Linked DNA regions of Homo sapiens: region 2 is linked to region 1. The links are chromatin loops, found by intact Hi-C in ENCODE. Cell type or tissue: IMR-90. All regions are shown on one strand.

The links. A loop is a pair of places that touch in the nucleus more often than their neighbours do. Peaks named below come from ENCODE experiments on the same cell type or tissue, not always from the same donor. Only the 100,000 strongest peaks of a DNase experiment are listed, where the experiment ranks them.
Region 2: a loop joins it to region 1, with 6 times the contacts of the local background. A loop is called at or near these places in 5 of 110 quality-filtered maps.

The regions. Positions count from the first base shown.
Region 1 is chr9:85,784,691-85,789,690 of GRCh38, forward strand. It overlaps a transcript of AGTPBP1 not described here and the pseudogene LOC100419824. Among named protein-coding and RNA genes, the nearest start is that of AGTPBP1, 45 kb to the left of the region's middle. In IMR-90, no CTCF peak of the experiment used is centred here; no DNase peak of the experiment used is centred here.
Region 2 is chr9:85,614,469-85,619,468 of GRCh38, forward strand. AGTPBP1 (ATP/GTP binding carboxypeptidase 1) reads right to left here. Exons shown (of 26, transcript NM_001330701.2): 16 at 4,747-4,833; 17 at 4,515-4,663. Among named protein-coding and RNA genes, the nearest start is that of AGTPBP1, 120 kb to the right of the region's middle. In IMR-90, no CTCF peak of the experiment used is centred here; no DNase peak of the experiment used is centred here.

The DNA.
Region 1 (5,000 bases):
TTCAGGTTATTTGATTTTGAGAGAATTTTAAAAACTAGAGAGTCAGTTATGTTTTAAACCAGGGGTTACAAACTAGAACCCCTACCTGAACCAGAGTGAGCCGTGGGGACTGCAGCAGTCATCTAAATGGTCAGTGGCAACGGTGTTCCAGCTGCTGTTGCAATTCAGAAACTGTTAACTCTTATAGTTTTTCTAGAAAAGCTGTAAATCTATATTTTTATATGAAACTTTTCAAATTTTAAATCTTGGGTCAAGTATTACTAACATTATAGGCCAAGCAAACCATGTCTATGGGCCAGATTTGGCTTGAGAGCTGCCAATGTGCAACCTGTGTTTTAAAACTTTGTCTTGGCAGGACTGGGCCAGGTGCGGTGGCTCATGCCTGTAATCCCAGCACTTTGGGAGGCCAAGGCAGGCGGATCACCTGAGGTCAGGAGATCGAGACCATCCTGGCTAACACGGTGAAACCCCATCTCTACTAAAAATACAAAAAATTAGCCGGGCGTGGTGGCGGGCGCCTGTAGTCCCAGCTACTCCGGAGGCTGAGGCAGGAGAATGGTGTGAACCCAGGAGGCAGAGCTTGCAGTAAGCCGAGATCACACCACTGCACTCCAACCTGGGCGACAGAGCGAGACTCCGTCTCAAAAAAAAACAAACAAAAAACTTTTGTCTTTGCAGGACTAAAAGTATACTAAGCATGCATCAATATGTTGAAGTTAGCATTTTTCATCATATTAGGTCTAGTACCTGTATGCATTTCTCTTAAGCAAGTTTTTGTCTTTGCTATTAGACATTCTTTGATTTAAGAACCTCTAGCTTTGATCTCTTCACTCTAATTCCAGTGGGGTGTCCCCACCAAGGGCATATTCTCTCATCTCCATTTCGATGACAGAAATTGTGGCGCACACCCCAGAGTACATTCAGACAGCAGAACCCTGCTATCATGCTGGGAGTGCCAACCAAGGCCAGATTCCCACACATATAATGCCAAGTCCCAGAGTTTTCCCTCGAGATATGGGGCAGAGCCAATATTATCCAGTGCTGGCATCACTTGGCCATGATTTAGAATTCACTAGTAGCAAGAACAGCAGAGAAGGCAGGCATGGAAAGGCACCAGAGGTGCCCAAAGCACTCTTATGTTTCCAGGGAGTACCAAACCCCCAAAAGACTATTTCTCAATTTGTTCCATGAATTAAAGTTGTGAGTTATTCACATGCAAGATGCCTGTAAGTGAAATAAAAATATTCATATTCACACATCTGTTCATCTAAAATAAGTCATTTAACAAAAAAGTTGAACAACATTATGCATATTGGGTGATAATAATGTATTTATGTTAAGATGTTTTGATTAAAACACCTAATTTTGAGGAAATAATATCTAATTTTTTGGTTTGGGGATTATTTTTAGATCATAAGGCTGGAGATGGAGTCCTGAAGCCAGAAGGAGGCATGCTTTCAGAAGAATTAAAATGGGCATCCAGACCTGAAAGTATGAAATTAAGTGGAAGAGAAAGAGAAATGGACAGTTCAGCAAGCAGCTTAAGAACACAGCCAAATCCTCAAAAGCTCTGGGAAGATATCCCAGAATTACCTCCAATTCATAGTTCTTTAGCACCCCCCAGTGGGCATATGTTAGGTAATGAGAATAAAACAGAAACAGATGATAATCAGTTTACAAAATCTCAGTCGACTGTCATCCCAAATTCAGGTTGTGGGAAATGTGGGACGACTTCATGGTGTCACACCTGTAAAACTGTGTCGAAAAGAATTACGTCAAATTTCCGCCTTGGAACTATCATTGCGACGTTCCAGTCTTGGAGTTGGCATTGGATCAATGGCTGCTGATTCCATCGAAGTATCTAGAAAACCAAGGGACTTAAAAACTTAGACATTGAATAATAGAACTTTTAGTAGATATGTAAAAAGATTCCTTTTTCTAACCTGTTAAAAACTAAAGCTCAAGTTCACTACCTCTTTCCTCAGCATAAAGGAAGAAGGGGAGGAAGGAATCCCTAATTCTTTTATATGCTATAGATGTGTACATCTTCTATATATATTCGGGGAGTTTTAGTTTATATTCCCATAGTAATCAAACATGTTTTCCAATACTTGATAACATTTAAATATTTACATTTATAAATACGCTTAAATGTTTTTCCAGGCATATTTGAAGAATAAAACTAGTAATAGACTAAAATATCTATCAAGTATGTATTACTATATAATATAAATGTACATTATAAAAGTATGTTACAATATAACTATATTATTGTTATTCTCAAATACAAGTATATTGTTATTTTTTAAAAGATCCAGCTAAATCTTGCTTTTGTCAGAGGGAGTCACCTGCTGCATATGTGGGCTAAGACAACCTCTCAGCTTTATGGATTGAGGCTCATTTACAGTCCTCAGAGCTCACAGAAATGGTCAGTCTTGACTTTTTAAACATGCTCACTGTTCTGTTTCTGGAAATTTTTTGGATTTTTAAAAATTTATAATGCTATCTTTTTTGTTTGCTAATATTATGCAATATAAGTTTTCATGTCTTTCCTGCTCTATACACTCAATATATCTCTCATTATGTTACTAAAACTGGGAGAAATGAATGCTGTTCCATGGAACACGGAAATTATAGAATAAAACTAAAGCATTCTAACATTTCAAGAGAAAGAACACTGGTTATGACATCTCTGGTCACATGGAGTATGTCTGTAAAGCTTGAAGTCTTGCTAAAGCATCTTTAATGATTTGATAGGCTTCAAGTCTGATATTTTTTTCTATAACCTCCTTAGTCAGGCTTTGCACACTGGCCAAACTACACTGGGGCTGTAAATATGTCAATGAAATTTTTACTAAAATCTCCAAGTTTTTCTGGTCAAAATTTTACTATATAATGTACAATTTAGTTTGGAATTAAGAACTAAACAGTTTGCACACCAAATGTAGTTTGTACTTTTTAACCATATTTTTCAGTTATAGGAAACATCCATTGTAATGACCTGAGGAATTATTTTGTTATTTAGGTTGTTCTTTGTTACTTTTCCAAAACACTTGTAAACCGAAGTTGAGTTTCTTAAACTAATTAATGTTTGGTTGGGGGCTGTAGCAAAACCATCCTGACATGGATGCTTACTCAGAGTCACCCACTTCCTTGCGGAATCCATTTTTTCTGATGTAGTGCTGCTACAGACCTTTTCCTTTTGTCCTTTCCTCTGTTGCTGTGGATTTGATCATCTCACATAGGACCCAAACTGTCACCCTGTGCTCAAAGACTCAAGGCTTCCTTTCTCTCATTGCTAGCCCCTAGGGAGTAGAGTTTCTTGGTCTCCTTGCTAAAAACCAGTTCCTTTAAGAAACAAACCAAAACAAAACAAACTTATAAAAAGGAAAATAGTTTATCTCTTAAGCATGGTACTAAAATTTATTTAAATTAAATAGACTTCTGTGGACTTACCTGGGAATGAAACAATTTATAAATATTGGTCCAATGAGATACTATTTTCTAAATTTCAAAAAACGAATTTACAAACTAACTGGGAAATTTTATTTTTACCAGAGACTGTTTGAAGTCAGATTCTGGTTTCCAGCTAGTCTTCCACTTTTATAAATTTATGTATATTTATATATAAATATAAATCATAGAAACCAAAGGTAAAACATACACATTATAAATATGTATAAATGCACTGACCTTTTGCCATTATTATATATATTTCATATATATATATATACACTTGTACCTATACAAGTATATAAGGAAATGTGTTTGTATATCCATAGGTAAAACAAGTATGTGTAAATTAATTATTTCTAATTAAGGCATAGCACATGATCTTACAAGGAACTTATAATGAGGACCTTTGTTAATAAATACATATTTATTTAAATATATTATTGCTATGCTTTGTTGAAGGCACTGACCTTTTACCATTATAATATATACACTTGTATATAAACACTTGTATATATATAGTATTATATACTTGTATATAGATATAGATATAGGGTATACATTATACATTATTTCACTTTATATTATTTAATATGATTTTATATCATGATATATCATTATATAGCTATAATGTATATATAGATACACTTGTATATATACATAGATATAGATATATATAATGGCCAAAGGTCAGTGCCCTTAACAAGCACAGCAATATTTATAAATAAATATTTATTAATGAAGATCCTAATAATAAGTTCCTTATAAGATTAAGTAATGTGCTATGCGTTATTTAGGAATAATTCATTTGAGAATGTATTCTGATACTGGAATCCTACTTGCTCAAGAAATTAACACATACTTGTTTTACCTGTGGAAATACACATTTCCTCAAAGCCAACTCACTAATAAAGCAAGAAAATTTATATCAAAACAACGATTAGGTTTGATTATGCAATTGTGAGTTGCTTTCTAAATAACAAAGGTATGGTGTTTTTCTTCCTTTTGGTTAAACATATATCCTTTATATATATGACAGATTTCATGCCACATATGCAAACACACATATAAATAACGTCGTGAATAATATATTCTGGAAATCAACCTCTGGTCATTCTAGTTTAGTCGGTGTTCTCACAAAGGAAAGAAAAAAATTAAACACCTACCCAAGGCAAGTAAAATTATTTTTTTACATATACTAAATGATTTTACTTTTTCACATGCTTTTTCTAAACATTTTGTCACTTTATTGCCCTTTTGCATGTATATAAAATGTTTGTGGTTTTCTTTTTTTTGTTCATTACGTTCTTTTTTCCTCTAACTGTAATAAAGCATTTGAAAGGAAAAATATTTGTAAAGTACTAGTTACTTTCCTAGCTCTAGAGTGTTATAGCTAACAGAGATGGAAAATTCTTTATGTTGGGAACCACAGGTGGTGAGAACATTGATGAAGGTGCTTTTGTGCTTTAATGTTTGCTTTCTTTTTGTTAATGTATTTTTTTGTTGTTGCCTCAATTCTTCGTATCTTCATGAACCCAGGGTCCAAG
Region 2 (5,000 bases), 170 kb before region 1:
AAAACTTGAATCAACAAAACAAAACATCACGTGCCTTAGTAGTAAGACTGGATATAAAATATTATGCCTCTCCCAAACTATTCCACAAATTTAATCCAATGGAAATTTTTGGTATTTGATAAAATTATTGTGAATCATATTCAGAATAAACTATTCAGAAAAAATAGGTAGAAAAGTCTGTATATCGTATTTGAAAATAACTACAGGATGTTAGACTATATTTTAAAGTCAAAATAAATTAGAAACACAGTGGTACTAGATCAACAAGAAACCCCCAAACATAATTAGTGTGTATGTAGGACCATAGATTATGAGAACTGCAGTGTTTCAAACCAATGGGGACATGTGTCTAAGAGGTCAAAATAATTGAATTCAAATTCAAAAAGTGAGGAATTATAAGCAAGTTATGGTGGCATTTTATCAATCAGGTTCTAATCTGTTTTTACTAACCTGACCATTGTCTGTAACAGCCAAAACAGAGCAACAATGTTTAACGGCTTCTGAACGGTATTTCGTACCTTTCGTTCATTCGTGGCTCAGGTATGCAGTTGTAAATGTGAAATGTCTAACAATTCAATAAATTCATCAACGACACTTTAAAACTCTTTGGAGAACGAATGAATTTAGTTGTAGCTACTTAACCACTAAGAATAGGATTAAGTTAAATCCCAATTCACAGAAAATACCAAAATAAATCCGGATGGATGCTGTTAAATATAAACACCAAAAACATACTATCAAATGCACTTCAAAAAGGCTGAACTAATTTAATACTTCACCAGCACTGTAGTACCCATTTTCCCTAGTCTTCAGCAACATATGTTCATTCTCTTTGAGAAATCCAACTTCTAGGAATTCATGGCAATAATCAGAAACATATATGTAAACAAATAATTAAGGGTATCTACTGCAAGACAGCTTATAATTTTGAAATGTGGAGAAAGACTTAAATCTTCAATCTGTTATCATTCATTTATTGTACCTTACTCAATAGAATATTACACAGACATTACTAATGATGCTGCTGAATAATATTTAATGGGCATGGGGAAAGTTTTTTTACAAATTATTGTACAGTTTTAAAAAAATGTAGTGTTACACATGAGCTTTCATACTATAATCCCAAATCTGTAAAAGAGTAAAACTTAATTTTAAAATTATGTATGTGAATGTGAATAAGTTTAAGAACAGATAACAAAATGTTAAACAATGGTTTTTTTTGGATGCTCCCTTTCTAAAGTTTTTCCTTTAAACTGTTTTTAATTTACTTACTTTCTCACATTAAATATCTACTGTTTTATCATCAGAAAAACATGCACGTGTACCTGGCATACAGATACTTCTATGAATTATAAATACAAATATCTATGTATAATAATGTTTATCTCGGCAATATTTAAAATAGAAAGTAATCAGAAACAACTGTCTTACAAAGAAAGGTTTGGATAAATAAATTACAGTACTTCCACTGGATGTCTCTTAAAACTATGTTTCACAGGAATATTTAATAACCAGAAAAAAATGCTGATAACATAAATTTGATTAAAATACAGAACATGAAATTGCATTGGTTATGAGTCTTCTTTTTTAAAAAATAAATGCATAACTATATGTAAGTAGAAATCATACACTGCATTATAAAAAAGGCTGGTAAGAAGCAACAAATGTGAAAGTGATTATCTCTGGATGATGCATTGTCAATGGTTTTATTTTTTTCTTAACACCATTCTGTTTTCCAAATTCACTACATAGTGAGTTTGGAAAGTGTGATATACATACAAGAATATCCAAAGGAGAAGGGGGAAGAAGGAGAGGAAATTTAAAAATAAAGCAGCCATCTGTCCCACTGCTTTGAATTAGTTTTAATTACAGAATTTTATTCATTTTAAAATTTTAAATGACACTAGAGAAATTATTGTATCTATCACATAAAGGTATAGGTTTTTTTAAGAAACAGAGAAGCATTGCTCCAAAATGTATACTTTTAATTTAAAATGTTATAGTTTTTAATAAAGTTTAAAGTGTTAAGAGTTCTATTTTAAGTGAATATAGTTAGTAAAAATGCAATCTACTTGTAGCACTTCTGAAAATTATATTGACTATTATATCAGGAATAAATATGCCTTTATATTTTACTCGTAAGGTGCACCCACCATACCAATAAAATTAATTTAATTAATTGTTCTTTTCTCCTCTAAAAATATTATGTAGCATCATTACAAGTTAAATAGGGAAATCACTAGGTTTCTTTACTTATTTTAATATACTTTGAATGAGTTTCAATTAAGGTAATTTTTAAAGTTAATTGAAAGTTTAAGGTTAACATATTTCTGAGAAATATCACATTCCATAGTTAGTAGTTTAAAATCACAAAATGTGAAATTGACTGCATCAAGAATATTCCTATCACTATTCACATAAATCAATATACTTGCTGAACTTTTAGTCAAAATATGCATATTTAAAAGAATAAACACTTAAAAATTAGTTACTTAAGCCATTTAAAAATCTTAGAAAAGTGTTTATAACTAAACCAGGTATTATGCTACCTAGTCATCCCACAATTATTGCATTAAATAAATGAATCTGACTAAAGCTTTTTTTCATACATGTGAAGTAATTCTAGAGTATACAATATCTTATCTTCCACATAAATAATGACAATTGGGAACAACCTCTTCAACTGTTGAAAGCTTTAATTTTCAGAAATGTCCCCTTAAATAGCATTATCATATTCATGCTTTTAATAACTTAGAGGATTTAAATGAAATGGATGATACAGCATTTCATGTCTCAGTTGTTAAAAGTTTTTCAATCTTTCCAACAAATGATTGAGACCTTGGAGATTTTGTAACTTGTCACACATATGTTTCTTCTCAAGCCCCAGTGCAAGTTTTCTTGTATGCCAGAAAAAAATTCTTTTCTTTTACACAATAAGATTGCCATTATAACATTAATACTTGAAACTTGATGCTTCAATTTTAAAATGTTGATATTAAGTTCATACAAGTATGTCATTTTCCACAGGCATAATGTTTGACTACTGGGTGTCTTACAAATAATCCTTAGTTTTGTATATATTAAAGTACTAAACACAAAAACATTGAATGAGCCTATATTTTTAAGATTTTTGTGGGTACAACTCAAGAGTTTTTTTTAAAACGGTCTCATGAGACAAATAGTAGGGAAAACCAGTGAAACAAAACACTAGTTCTTCGAAACAGCCCAAAGCTAATAAACCTCTAGAGTTAGACTGACAAAGAAAAAAAGAGAAGAAATTATCATTAGCAGGAATTAATTAGGGACCATCAATACAGACCCTGCAGAAATCAAAAGGATAGTAAGAGAATACCACAAACAACCCTGCACATACATTTAACAACTTAGAAGAAATGGACCAATTCCTAAAAAGCACAAACTACCACAACTCACTCAAGATAAAAGAGGTAATTTGAATAGCCCTAAAACTATTCAAGAAATTAAATTTCTAGCTGGGCGCACTGGCTCACACCTGCAATCCCAGCACTTTGGGAAGCCAAGGTGGGCAGATCACTCGAGGTCAGGAGTGCGAGACCAGCCTGGCCAACATGGTGAAACCCCATCTCTACTAAAAGTACAAAAATTATCCAGGCGTGGTGGCACGCACCTGTAGTGCTTGGGGGTCTGATGCAGGGGAATCACGTGAACCTGAGAGGTGGAGGTTGCAGTGGGCCACAATCACACCACTGCATTCCAACTTGGGTAACAGAGCAAAACTCCATCTCAAAAAAAAAAAAAAAATTACATTTCTAGTTTAAAAGACTATCAAGAAAGGAAATCTCCAGATTCAGATGGTTTCATTACAGAATTCTACCAAAGTTTAAGAATTAACACCAATGCTACACAAGTGCTTCCAGCAAATTAAGAGGAGGGAACACTTCCCAACTCATTTCATGAAGTAATACCATGATACCAAAAGCAGATACAGTACCAAACAAACAAACAAAAAGACAACTATAGACCAATATCCCTCTTTAGTAGAAATGAAAAAATCATTAACAAAATATTAGCAATTTATACACAATGACCAAGTGGGGTTTATTCCACACTTTTTTTTTTTAATAAATAAATCCCACTTGGGATTTGTTTATCCCAAGTGGGGTTTATTCCAAATGAAAAAGGTTCATTCAACATTCAAAAATCAATCAACATAATATACCATATTAACAGGCTAAAGAAGAAAAATTACACAATCAGATGTCGCCATCGGAGTATACATAATAAACCTTTAGTTCCCTTCAATTTGGATGAAATCAACCATTACACTTTAAAGGACTTGCCTATATAAGAGTAACTCTTTTTCACCAACAAAAGCTTGACCTATTTCAAATGTTGCATAATATCTGAATTTTGAGAACTAGAGAAAACAAGACACTGAAACATTTTTTAAAAGTTGACAATTTTTTTAAAAAAACTTCTTTTCCACAGTTAAGATGCCTGCATGCCATTTCAATTGGGAAAGAAAACTGTCTTACCATAATTAAACTGACTGTTGGACTTTTCACAGTTAATGATGTTAAACCTGTAAGCAACACCTGGTCGCATTCCACTGACTTCAAAGTAAAACCACTGATGATAATGATTGCTGTTTATGTCTGAGTTCAGAATAAGATCATATTCATTTCTGAAAATAGAAGACAAAGAAATCTGATGAAAATTAGGAAATATCTGTGCACATACAAAATGAGAAAATCTTAAGTGACTTACTTTCTAATTTGAATTACTTTGCGCAGATTCCCAGACTCAAATTTGGAGTTAAATTTCAAAATATCTCCCTCTTCTGGAATGGTGTAACTAAATAAAAGTTTTAAAGTAAATGTATTAAAATACATTGCATTTAAACAGATGAGCAAAAAGTAAATAAAATTATAATTAAAAATACATCACTACTGCCATATCACCTTCCTCATTATTTTTAAACTAAAGCACAAAACAAGCACAATCAATACATTAAATGTGGA